2 separate regions of the Homo sapiens genome follow, and region 1 is linked to region 2. Evidence: chromatin loops called from intact Hi-C (ENCODE). Cell type or tissue: K562. All regions are shown on one strand. Links, peaks and the distances in the headings refer to the core of each region. The heading gives the core; the rest is flanking DNA. Region 1 has its middle 17 kb from the start of ORC5. Region 2 overlaps LHFPL3 (LHFPL tetraspan subfamily member 3).

Region 1 (9,932 bases), core at 3,420-5,919, 320 kb before region 2:
CTACACCTTTAGGCTCCATTTGAATCTGCCCAGTTCTGCCTCTAGAACCCCAAATCAAATACATGAAAGAGTGCTGGGCCCTGCCTTTTGCAATCACCATGAAGGCAGGCTGACTAGTGCCTCTCATTTACATATATATATCCTATTGGTTTTGTTTCACTGGAGATCCCTAATACATATTTTTTTAAAAATTCAGATTTATTGAGGCATAGTGCATATTTTCTCTTTTTAGTGTACAGTTCTGAGTTTTTATAAACATATACAGTCATGTCACCACTATCAAAATCAAGATATAGAACAATTTCATTACCCACAAAATTCCCCAGCACTCCTCTGTAGGCAGCCTCTTTCCCCTTCCCCCAGAATCTGGCAAACACTGATCTTATTTCTTTTCTTATGGTTTCACCTTTTCCAGAATGTCATACAAATGGAATCATATAATATGCAACATTTTGAGTTTAATTCTTTTTCTTCGCATAACACATTTGAAATTTATTCATGTTATTCCATGTATTAGCAGTTCATTCCTTTTTATTGATGAGCAAAAATCCATTACATAGATCATCATAGTTTATTCTCTAGGTTAAGGACACTTTGTTTACATCAAGTTTTTAACATTATGAATAGAGTCACTATAAACAATCATGAACAGGGGTGTGTGTGTGTGTGTGTGTGTGTGTGTGTGTGTATGGTAATCACCTGACAGGTTCTTCTTGTCCACTGCACAGATAGAGCCAATTTACTGAGAGCTGAGACAGTGGTATTGCAATAGAGAAAGAAGTCAATAATTGCAGGGCCAGCCAAGCAGAAAGAAGGGAGTTTTTACTCAAATCAGCCTGCCTGAAAATTTAGAGGCTAGGATTTTTCAAGGATAGTTTGGTGGGCAGGGGGCTAGAAAATGGGAAATGCTGCTTTATTGGGTCAGGGATGAAATCACAGGGGGTCAAATCTGTCTCCTTTTGCTGAGTCAGTTCCTACCTGGTAGTCACAAGACCAGATGAGGCCAGTTTCTTGGTATGGGTTACCAGTCCAGATGGCGCCAGCTGGTCCATCAGAATGCAGGGTCTGGGAAGTACCTCAAACACCAATCTTAGGGTTCACAATAGTAGTGTTATCTATAGGAGAAATTAAGGTTACAAATCTTGTGACCTCTGGCTACCTGACTCTTGAATCATAATTCCAAGCTTGTGGCTAATTTGTTAGTTTTACAAAGGCAGTTTCAGTCCCTGAGCAATAAGGGAGTTAGTTTTGGGAAAGGATTGTTGTTATTGATTCCTCCCATGTTTAGCTGTGCCTATACTCAGGAACGAATAAGGAAAGCTTGGAGGTTAGACACAAGATATAATCAGTTAGCTTAGATTTCTCCATTAAAATTTTTGCAAGGGCAGTTTCAAACATAGGTATTTCACTTCACTTAACTAAAATATAGAAGTGGGATTGCTGGATTGTATGATAAATGTATGTTTAAGTTCATAAGAAATTGCCAAACTGTTTTCCAGAGTGACTGCACTATTTCACATTCCCACTGGCAATTATGAGAATTCCAGATATTTGACATTCTTATCCTGTTACTTTTAGCCCACCTGTGTTCTATTTTAAAATGGGTTTCTTGTAGGCAGTGTATGCAATTGGCCTTTTGTATCTGTGGTTCCACATGCATGAATTCAACTAACAGGAACAAAAGATATTAGAAAAAAATAATAAGGAACAATACAACAATACAAATAATACAAATAAAAACAATACAGTATAACAACTACTTACAGAGCATTCATATTGTTTTAGGTATTGTAAGTAATCTAGAGATGATTTATACAGTATACAGGATGGCATGCATAGGTTTTATGCAAGTACTGTAGACATTTTATAAAAGAAACTTAAACATCCACATTTTTTGGTATCCTTGATGGTCTGGGGGAACCAATCCCCCACAGATACCAAGGGACAGCTGTAGTGAGAACTTTCTTATTTATCCTTATTTATCTTGTCTGACAATTTCTGTGTTTCAATTTGTGTCTTCAGATGATTTATATTGCCTTAATGATTGATACAGTTGAACTGAAATCTATCATCTTGCTAGTTGTTTCCTATTTGTTTCATCTGTGTTTTTTCCTTTTTTCTCGTTTTTGCTCCTGCTTTTAGGTTACTTAAGCATTTTAAAAAATTACATTTTGCCTCTGCTTTGGGCTTATTATGCCAGTTTTTAAAGTTGTTGTCATGTTTGCCCTAGGGTTTATAATACATACGTTTAATTAACTACCATCTACCTTTAAACATATTAAACTTCTTCAAGACTACTGTAAGAACCTTACAACGGTATTCTCAATTCTCACCCCCACCTTTTGTGCTTTTGTTGTCACATCTTTTATATCTTATTATATTATATAAACCCAAAATATGTTGCTGCTAGACCAGTGCTGTGCAATAAAGCTTTCTGTTTTGTCCAATACAGTATTCACTGGCCACATGTGGCTGTTGAACTCTTGAAATGCGGCTAGTTATAACAATGGACTGAATTTTTAGCTTTTATTTTTAAATTTTTAATTAGTTTACATTATATTGCTACCTTTTGTTAATGGCTAGTGTATTGAACTGTACAGATTTAGATAAATATATTTTAGAATGACTAAAATAAAAAATAAAACGGACTGGGCACAGTTGCTCATGCTTGTAATCCTGGCACTTTGGGAGGCTGAGGAGGGAAGATCGCTTGAGCCCAGGAGTTTAAGACCAGATTGGGCAACATGGGGAGACCCCAACTCTACAAAAATAAAATAAAATAATTAGCCAGGCATGGTGGTGTGCGCCCGTAGTCCCAGCTACTTGGAGGATCTAAGGTGGGAAGATCGCTTGAGCCAGGGAGGTTGACACTGCCGTGAGCTGTGATTGGATGACAGAGCAAGACCTTGTCTCAAAAAAAAAAAAAAAAAAAAGAAAAGAAAAAGAAAATTAAAATTAATAAATAAATAAGGCTAAGGCTTTTATAGTAACATTCATTTAATCATTTCTGGAAATTTTTTATTTCTTTTTGTAGATCCAAATCTTTGCCTAGTATCATTTTCCTTCTGGTTGAAGAATTGTAATATTTCTTTTAAGGCAGATCTGCTGTTAACAAATTCTCTCATCTTTTTTTTCACCTTTATTTCTAGAAGATATTTTAGCGGAGTATATAATTCTGGGTGAGGATGGATTTTTTGCAGCATTTGAAATTGACATTACATTGTCTTCTGCTGTGGTCATCTTCAAGATTTTCTCTTTACTTGTCTTCAATAGTTTGGATATGATGGGTATAGGTGTATTATTTTTACTTTTTCTGTTTTTCTGCTTGGGTGTTCTCTGAGCTGTTTAGGTCTGTAATTTGATTCTTTCATTATTTAAAAAATTTTTTAGCCATGATCTCTTCAAACAGTCTGCCCCTTTCTCTCTATTCTCTTCTGAAATTCCAACTGCAAGTATGTTAGACCACTGGTTGATGTCCTGCAGTATTTATATGTTCTGTTCTGATATTCTCATCCCACCCCTGCATACTCTATTCTCTCTGTGTTTCAGTTTCTGTTGACTTATATTCATATTCACTGATTGTTTCTTCAGCTTTGTCAAATCTACTGATGAACCCATCCAAGGCATTTACCATCTCTGCTACAATATTTTTTATTTCTAGCATTTCTATCTCACTCTTTTCTATAGTTTCTATCTCCAGTAAAATTCCCATCTGTTCATTTCTACCTTTTCCTCAGATTCTTTTCTTTTCTCTTTTCTTTTCTCTTCTTTTCCTGAGACAGAGTCTCACTCTGGAGTGTGGTGGTGCAATCCTAGCTCTCTCCACCTCCTGGGTTCAGGTGATTCTTCTGCCTCGGCCTCCCAAGTAGCTGGGACTACAGGCACGTGCCACCATGCCCAGACAGTTTTTTGTATTTTTAGTAGAGATGGGGTTTCACCGTGTTGGCTAAGGCTGGTCTTGAACTCCTGGCCTCAAGTGATCTGTCTGCCTTAGCCTCCCAAAGTGCTGGGATCACAGTCTTGAGCCACTGTGCCCGGCCCAGATTCTTTAACATAGTAATCAAAGTTATTTAAAATTCTCTGTCTAATGGCTCAAACATCTGGATCAACTGAGTCTCATTCTGTTGATTGCTTTGTCTTTGTCAGAGGCTTTTTTGTACTTAAAAAAATTATATGTCTCATAAGTTTTTATTGAATGCTATACATCATGTGTAGAACAGTAGAGATTGTGGTAAATACATGTTGAATACTCCTTATCTGAAATGATTGGGACCAGAAATATTTCACATTTTGGATTTTTTCAGATTTTTGAATATTTGCATTATACTTACGGGCTGAGCATCCCAAATCTAAAAATCAGAAATCAGAAATTATCCAATGGGCATGTCCTCAGAGATTCAGATTTTAAATGCTCAAATTTGGAATGCTCAAGTAGATATTAATGTGTGACTGCATCAAGTCAAAGTAGTTCTGAGTGAGCTGCATCTGGGGCTTGTTGTTGCTATGGTTACTTTCAGCTTCAGAATTTCTGTAGTGTTTCCTTATCCTTAGGGTGGGAGCTGGGTGATGCCAGGGTTTGCTGCCTTTCTGTCAAAGGCTTAGGACTTTGTTTTATAAAGGACAAAGGTCAAGGCAGGGCTTCATTCATTTCTCAGTTTCCAACATTTTCCCACATTCATTTTCCAAAGGAGAGGTTTCCACTCCTTTTCTTCCAGACTTGCACATCTGAGGGAGGCTTTCTCCTGCTCTGCCCTCAATCTTTCTTGTGAGTATCCAGTGAAGGTTCGTGGAGATGAGCCTGTGAATGAGTGTGAACTCCCCTTTTTTCTGTGGCTCCATGCTAGCCACAGTTGGCCTTTACCAAACCATTAAAAATTTTAACTGAATGTTTTTGCCTGCTTGTATGGCAGCTGCCTTTTTTCCTCCAATATTCTGCCATCAGTGACTCAGCGCTCATGACTCATCTCTCCTTGAGGGAGCCTGTCTTTGCCTACATTTTAGGCTGCTTGGTTTCCTTGTCATTTTATTGTTATTGTTTTTGTTATTTTTTGAGATAGAGACTCACTCTGTCACCCAGGCTGGAGTGCAGTGGTGCAATCTTGGCTCACTGTAACTTCTGCCTCCTGGGTTCAAGCAGTTCCCCTGTCTCAGCCTCCTGAGTAGCTGGGGTTACAGGCATATGCCACTATGCCTGGCTAAGTTTTGTACTTTTATTGTACAAAAATTATTTTGTACAATTTTTGTACTTTTAGTAGAGACATGGTTTCACCATGTTGGCCAGGCTGGTCTCGAACTCCTGACTTCAAGTGATCCTCCCTCCTCAGCTTCCCAAAGTACTGCGATTACAGGCATGAGCCACCGCTCCCAGCCTCCTTGTCATTTTAGCTCTGTGATTGGTTAAAAAAGAATTACAATTTTTTAGTTTATCTAGCTTTTCTTATTGGAGTAGGAGCGATGCTCTTTCCAGGTTATTACACTCTGGATAATAGTAGAACTCAACTAGATATTTTTAAAATCCAAGCTCACATATCTTCTCTTGTCTCAGTTTTCTTTTTATTCACCCTCTGTCCTGAGTTTGAACCTTTCACATGAACGCTTTCATCATTGACTCAGGCTACATCTTATAGGGAACCAAACTTAAGACATCTACCTATATAGTTCTAGCTCCAATGCTATAAAACTCCCCCAATGTTCGCAGCCCATAGATTGATTATTTGCATTTGTTATAGCACCTAAAATCTCAATCTTGTATTATGGCTATTTCTGCTTGTGTTTTTTAGGTACCAATGGGATTAAAATACCCATAGTCATTTATTAATTCCTTCATTCATTAATCTAGCTTTTGTTTTTTTTTTTTTTTTTTGAGATGTTTTTACATTTTTTTTAGAGACAGGGAGGGTCTCTGTCACCCAGGCTTAAGTGCAGCAGCTGTTCACCGGTGCAATAATAACACATTATGGCCTCAAATTCCTGGGCTCAAGTGATCCTCCTGCCTCAGCATCCCAAGTAACTGGGGCTACAGGCTTGTGCCACCATGCCTGGCTAATCTAACATTTGCTGAGGACCTGTTATGCTAGAGTGCCAGACTGTGACCAAGAGACATATGGTAATAGTTCTCATGAAGCTTACAATCCAGTGGGGAAGACAATGAAGATGTAATTAGAAGCTTACTGAGTGCTATAAATGCAAAGCCTCAGTAAATAGAAATATAAACACAGAATAAATGAGAGGTTGAATAAATGTATAAATAATCCCTTCTCCACAATTACTTATCTCTCTTCTTTGTATTACATTTCACCTAAAATATAATGCTTCTTAAGTTCCTGATCATATTATTCTAGAATTTTACCATAAATAGCTGCCTCAATTTTTTTTTATAAAACTTTTTCTCGGTTTGACAAGTGATGAAAAAGTAGCGCCAAGCATTGACTTTATATTGCGGGACCACAGTCTCCAATACTTCGTATTCCCTGAGAGCTACTAACATATATTAGAAGTCTTATATAATATTACATTGACTAGGACAAATATTTTGAAATTTGCCTCAACTAAAATTTATTTCATTTATTTCAATGAAAAATATGTTTAAAAATTACACCATAATAGAAAAAGTAATAAGAAAATGTAATAAAACTATACTCAAAAGTGATTTATATAATGAAATATAAGAAAATTCAATATCACAGTGAAATTAAATCAATATTAAGTTGAAAAGCAATTCAGTTAACTTTTCCACTGCAACAGCCAGATCAATTATTTACATTACTTCTTTTCAAACTTTCAACATTGAATTTCTAAAGAAAACTTTATCAGACAGGCTAATTTAACATTTCTTAAGAGACATATTCACTTCTACAAGTAAATATTCATGAAAACATTTTTATTCAAAAGATAAATAATAAAGCACAGGATCTAGACTTCAACAGACATGGGTTAGGATCTTGGTTTCGACACTTCTTAACTGTGACTTTAGGCCTTGGTTTCCTCATTTGTAAAGTTGTGGGGAAGGGGAAGAAAATAACATCCACCTCACAAGGCTGACATCTCTGTATTTCCAAGAAGAGATTATCTCTGCCCACATTGAATTTCCACAACTGTCTGACTATCCTTCATTAAAATACAAACATCACAAGTGAAGACAGTGATTTTTGTCGACTTTGTTCAATGCCCTATCCTTACCTGCAAAATAGTGACTAGTACATATAAGGAGCTCAGTATGTGTTGAGTGAATGTATGTGATGTGTTTAACCTGGTTCCCAGCAAGTGGCAAATACCCAATAAATATTATTATAATTATTATTTTATTGATTCATTAACTTTACCAAAACCAAACTTTAATTCTTACCCTGCCGTTCCTATACCCTTTCCATCTCATTAAATTGGCACTTCATTTTTCTAGTAGTTCAGGCCAAAATATTTTGAAGTCTTATATTTGTTTCTCTTTTTGCTCAGTACCTCACAAATCTCTCATAAGTCCTGACTCTACCTTTCAAATATTGTGGTGAGACATTGCTCCCAGGGTCTCTCAGATTTCTGCATGTCTTGTGAGTAAGCCATTGACTGCCCTTTCTTTAGGACTATGTCTTCCAGGATATTTATCTACCAAACAGTTTTGGAAGCTAGAGATAATGTTTCCCTCTGGAGAAAGGGGAGCAGAGATGCATTTCTGTCCAGTATGGTAAAGATAATGTATACCATATAAGCCAAGAGCAGGCCTGTTTATGTTTACTGCCCATTGTAAAAGTTTCAGGTTCCCCAAGCTCAAGGTTTCGTCTCTTGTAACAAAATCCACTGCACATGCAACTGTCATCATATTTATTTTGTTGCCCTGTGGGAATCGAGGTTTGGAGAACTGACACAAAAATGCTGATACTGGGACATGGAACCAAATGCATAGATCATAGAAGACTTCCTAGAGGAAATGATCTCTATTATGAATAATGAAATATATGTAGGAGTTACTGAATGAGAGAATAATGCGCAAAGGTTCAATGCTTAGAAAGAGCATGAAAACATTGGGATACCTGTGGGGGTTTCAGCAGAGCGCAAGCGTTGGGTACACAGTAGAGAAAAGAATATGGAATAAGACTGAAAAAGAACGTTAAAAAAAAATAGGAAACTGGGGAGGTAAGGGTGTCCTGACATTAACAGTCTTGTGTGCCATGACATGGAGTTTAGACATGATATAAAGATCATGAGGAGCCACTGAAGGATTTTAAGCATGGATATTTGCATCTTGGAAAGATCACAGTATCAAAAACATTGAAAACAACAGAATTAGAAACACAGAGGCCTTTAAAATCTCTTACTTGGTAAACTGGTTTAGAATTTATAAGGAATTCAAATAGGAAATGGCAGAAGTAGGGTCACATTAAGGACTCAACTATTGCAAAGATTATGATGTATACTACTGTACCCCATGTGTATTTCAAATAAAAACTATACTGAGCCATAAAATAATTGCAAGAAAACTCAATTATGTTATGATATTTTCTTACGTTAAATATATATTTTTGATATATCAAATATTAAGTTACTTTCAATTTTTGTTTGTTTCCTTGATTCCTGGTGTTTTGAAGAAATTATCTGACAAAGATTAAGGATGACTTTCTCCTCCTTGCAAAGTGTAAATTAATCATCTGGTTTGAAAGACTCAGAATTTTAGGCAACAGATATCAGTCAAAAGGTTTTTTTTTTTTTAATAGACAAGATTTTTCTAACAGACAACGTTACCCAGGCTAATTTTGAACTCCTGGCCTCAAGCAATCTTCCTGCCTCAGCCTCCCAAAGTGCTGGGGTTACAGGCATGAGCCACCATGCCCAGCCCAGACAAAGGGCTTTTAAACAATGTCCTTTTCTTCTTCTTAAACATTTTTGTTCATTTACAGTTAGATATTATCTACACACTGGTTTCTCAATTTTCTACTGGTGAATTTTCTTTTTTGAAACTATTTCTTAATTCTAAAAGTGAATTCCTTTCCTGCCCTCTGAGTAGCTGATAATGTCTATTTACAGTTCAACTCTGCAGATATGATCCGGTCATTGCTTACCTAGGGAGGAGGTTGCAAAGTAAATGCCTCTTTTTTACATTTGAGTTGATCAACAGTGAGAATGTCTAAGTACGGTGTTTCTTCTCTCTTATTTGGAGCTTTTAGAGATGGGCTTCCTCTACTGCTTATCATAAACATGACAAAGTAAACAGTGTACAGAAATTCCCAAGACTGAGTAAGATAAAATGATTCTGAAGAACATCTGATGTTTTAATTTCTTCCACTTACATTAATGTATCAATTATTTCTTAGAAAGAGGACACTGTACATCTTTCAGTATTATGGTCTTCTGGTACCTGTTTATCAATGTTCATCTTTTTCTCAGATGAAGGTATTACAGAATTCTTACATGACAAAGAGCCTAGAGTCTTGGCCAGTGAGGAATTTCTGAGGGCTACTTGAAATCTCATAGTCTGCTAGTGCCTTACTCATGCAATAAATCTGTCTGTTAGATAAACCAACACCAGGAAGAGAAAATGAGGAGAAATACACAGATTTGAAGGCAATTTAGATGGTATAATAAAACTTGTTTGGTTAAAGAGAGGGAGAGTACAACAATGACTGCCAGGATACTGAGTGGAGCAGTGGCCATCATGAGGTCAGGAATACTAGGAGAGGGAAAATGAATTCTGTTTCAGGCAGGTAGAATATGAGGGGCCTGGAAAACATCCAAATGGTGATGCCAAGTTAGCTAAATGATTCAGGAGCTCAGGAAAGCCATTTGAGCTAAACACTTAGATTTAGGAGTCATTAACATTTAGATGGTTGTGAAATTCATATAATAAGTGAAGTCACTCAAGGAGAATGGATAGAATGAGAAGATAAAAGAAGGAGAGTATGGAAGCCTGAGAAACATTAGCATTCAGAAGTGAGCAAAAAATA
Region 2 (2,500 bases), core at 1-2,500:
TAGGAGAATGAAATAGAGATGTATGCTCTTCCAAGTTTTAGGGACCAGACAAGCTTTCAGAAGGAATATTTTGGCCATTCCCACCTCAGTTTTCGTTTACATCAAATGTGTCTAGTGAAAGGTAATATGATGACCAGCTATAGTTTCAAATTTTTAGAAAATAAAAATCTTTTCATTTGATCTCACAGTAAATATCATCAAGTACAAGTTAGATCTCACCTATTCTAAGTCTGGGAGGAAGTGGTACAATAGAACATGATTTTTCCAACATGCATCTAGGCAAATATGACAATATGCACAATTAATTAATACTTAAAGATTAAAAGCTGGATACATTTTTAAAGTGTTATCTTATCCTGATCAATATTTTTGTCTTATGTTTAAACAAAATATGAAGCAAAATGTCTGAAACCAAAATTCTTTAACCATGAAATTTTCTTTCAGATAATGAATGCAGTTTTCCTCTCTGTCTTGATTTCTTGTTTTATTTTAAACATGTGTTCTCCAGTTGCATGTGTGTACACAAGCACATAAATAGTTCTGTGTTCAATAAAATGAAAGTAAGAGAAAAAAAGTAACAAATGGAGAGTTTGAGTAAACAGCAATCCATATACATCCTAAATTGATTTTTAAAATTGGGGATTTTAAAAATTAAATGGGATAAAGTTACAGTATTTCTTACACATTCTAGATGATTTACAAAGTTTATTTGCCATCAAGTTCCACGTCTTGCAAGGAAATTAACTGGATTTCTAGCCAACAATCTGATTGGAAGATTCTTGGGATATACTTTATCCCCTTAAAATAGAGTATTATATAAACAAATACGAAATAAAGATGGAACGAAATAAAGAACTTTTTGCTGGAGAAAAATACGTTCTCTAAATACACCACTAAGAATCCCTGTCAAGGAGGGCTATAGCTTGGCCAACCCTGGATTTGTTAGCCAGCCCAGGTGAGTGTCAGGAATGAGGTACTTACCTCCCCTTTCTGTATCTTTCTATGAAAGAGACACAAAACAATGGTCCTCAATAAGTCAGAGCACAAGTACTAACAGCCAACTATGAACCAGCCTAGGGAGGATTTGAGGCAACTGCCATTGTTTCTGCCTCAAGGACCCTTCAGCCTGGCTCCCTGCACAAAACAACAGGACCACAGCTTGGTACATGTGTTTTAAATGTGTTTTGATTGAAATGTGTAGCCTCTAAGGGATTCTTTGGGCAGAATTTCAGTCAGGAAATATGTGGGAGAAATGGACATTACTTCAACTCTGAAGAATCCAGTAATTGGACTTGTGGAGAAAAGGGACCTCTACAGGTTGAGATAGGAATTTATAAAACTTGAACAGGAAGTAATGAAGGAACCTGGTACGCTGGTGGAGAAAGGAGTAAATAGCAAATATGACTTTAAAAGTAATGGGAAAGTCCACACTCCGTGCAGTAACCAGGAGGGCTGCTGAAGATTCCAGACCAGGATAGAGGCTAAGAGACTAACTTCTCTCTTCTCTCTCCATATGCACACATACATATATATATGTTCTCACGACAATCTGAGAATATATATATATATATATCAGTGTTACGCACATGGTAAATATTATTGATTAGGACAAATAATCATAATTCATTGAAATAGGGCTAAAGGAATCAGTAGCCTATTATTTTTTTGAGCTATGCTCCTTTTGGCACATGCCCTTAACCCAACACACACACACACACACACACACACACACACACACACACACTTATGTATACACTGCATTATAATTTGCTATGCACTTCCTCTACCCAAATATGTGTTGGAGTGGTAGGGACCCACAAGGGACATTTCTGTCAAGATTTTGCTTTTATAATTGGCAGATAACAAGGAGGAAGACATGAGATAAGAGAACAAAAATTATAACAACTTTGAGTAACCTTCTGAAGATATCTATTACGTGGTGAGGAACGTTTTGCTTAACATCTGTGTTCCTATATCTATCTGGGGACCTTGCTTATTTATAATTCAACTTATTATGTTGAGTGGGCACTGGGGATACATTGATGAGGGACAGAGCCCCTGTGCTCCTGAAGCTTGCAGAAGGAGGACAGAGATGTTAACCAATAAATATGATATGCTAGCTGTAATATCATAGAACTGTAAAAGGTACAGCAGAGGCCAAAGGGAAGGGGCAATTGTATTAGTCAGGGCTCTCTAGAGGAACAGAGCCAATAGGATGTGTGTACAGAGGGAGATTGATTTATTTTAAGGAATTGGCTCACACAGTTACGGAGGCTGAAAAATCCAAATCTGCAGGACGAGCCAGCAGACAAGAGACCTAGAAAAGAGTCCGTTTTGCAGATTGAACCTAAAAGTGGCCTACTGCAGAAACCCTTTTTGCTTGGAGAAGGTCAGTCTTTGTTCTACTAAGGCTTCCAAAAAATTGGATGATGCTCACCCACATTAGGAATTTGCTTTACTCAAAGTCCACCAATTTAAATAATAATCTCATCCAAAAAAC

Evidence for each region. Peaks named below come from ENCODE experiments on the same cell type or tissue, not always from the same donor. Only the 100,000 strongest peaks of a DNase experiment are listed, where the experiment ranks them.
Region 1: it touches region 2 in a loop (2.5-fold over the local background); 1 of 110 quality-filtered maps calls a loop at or near these places.

Annotation. Positions count from the first base shown.
Region 1 is chr7:104,219,597-104,229,528 of GRCh38, forward strand. No RefSeq gene overlaps it. Among named protein-coding and RNA genes, the nearest start is that of ORC5, 17 kb to the left of the region's middle. In K562, for the core only: no CTCF peak of the experiment used is centred there; a DNase peak (open chromatin) is centred at 4,965.
Region 2 is chr7:104,547,747-104,550,246 of GRCh38, forward strand. The region is part of intron 1 of LHFPL3 (LHFPL tetraspan subfamily member 3); the gene reads left to right. Among named protein-coding and RNA genes, the nearest start is that of LHFPL3, 220 kb to the left of the region's middle. RefSeq lists an enhancer at 2,380-2,500. In K562, for the core only: a CTCF peak has its summit at 1,313; no DNase peak of the experiment used is centred there.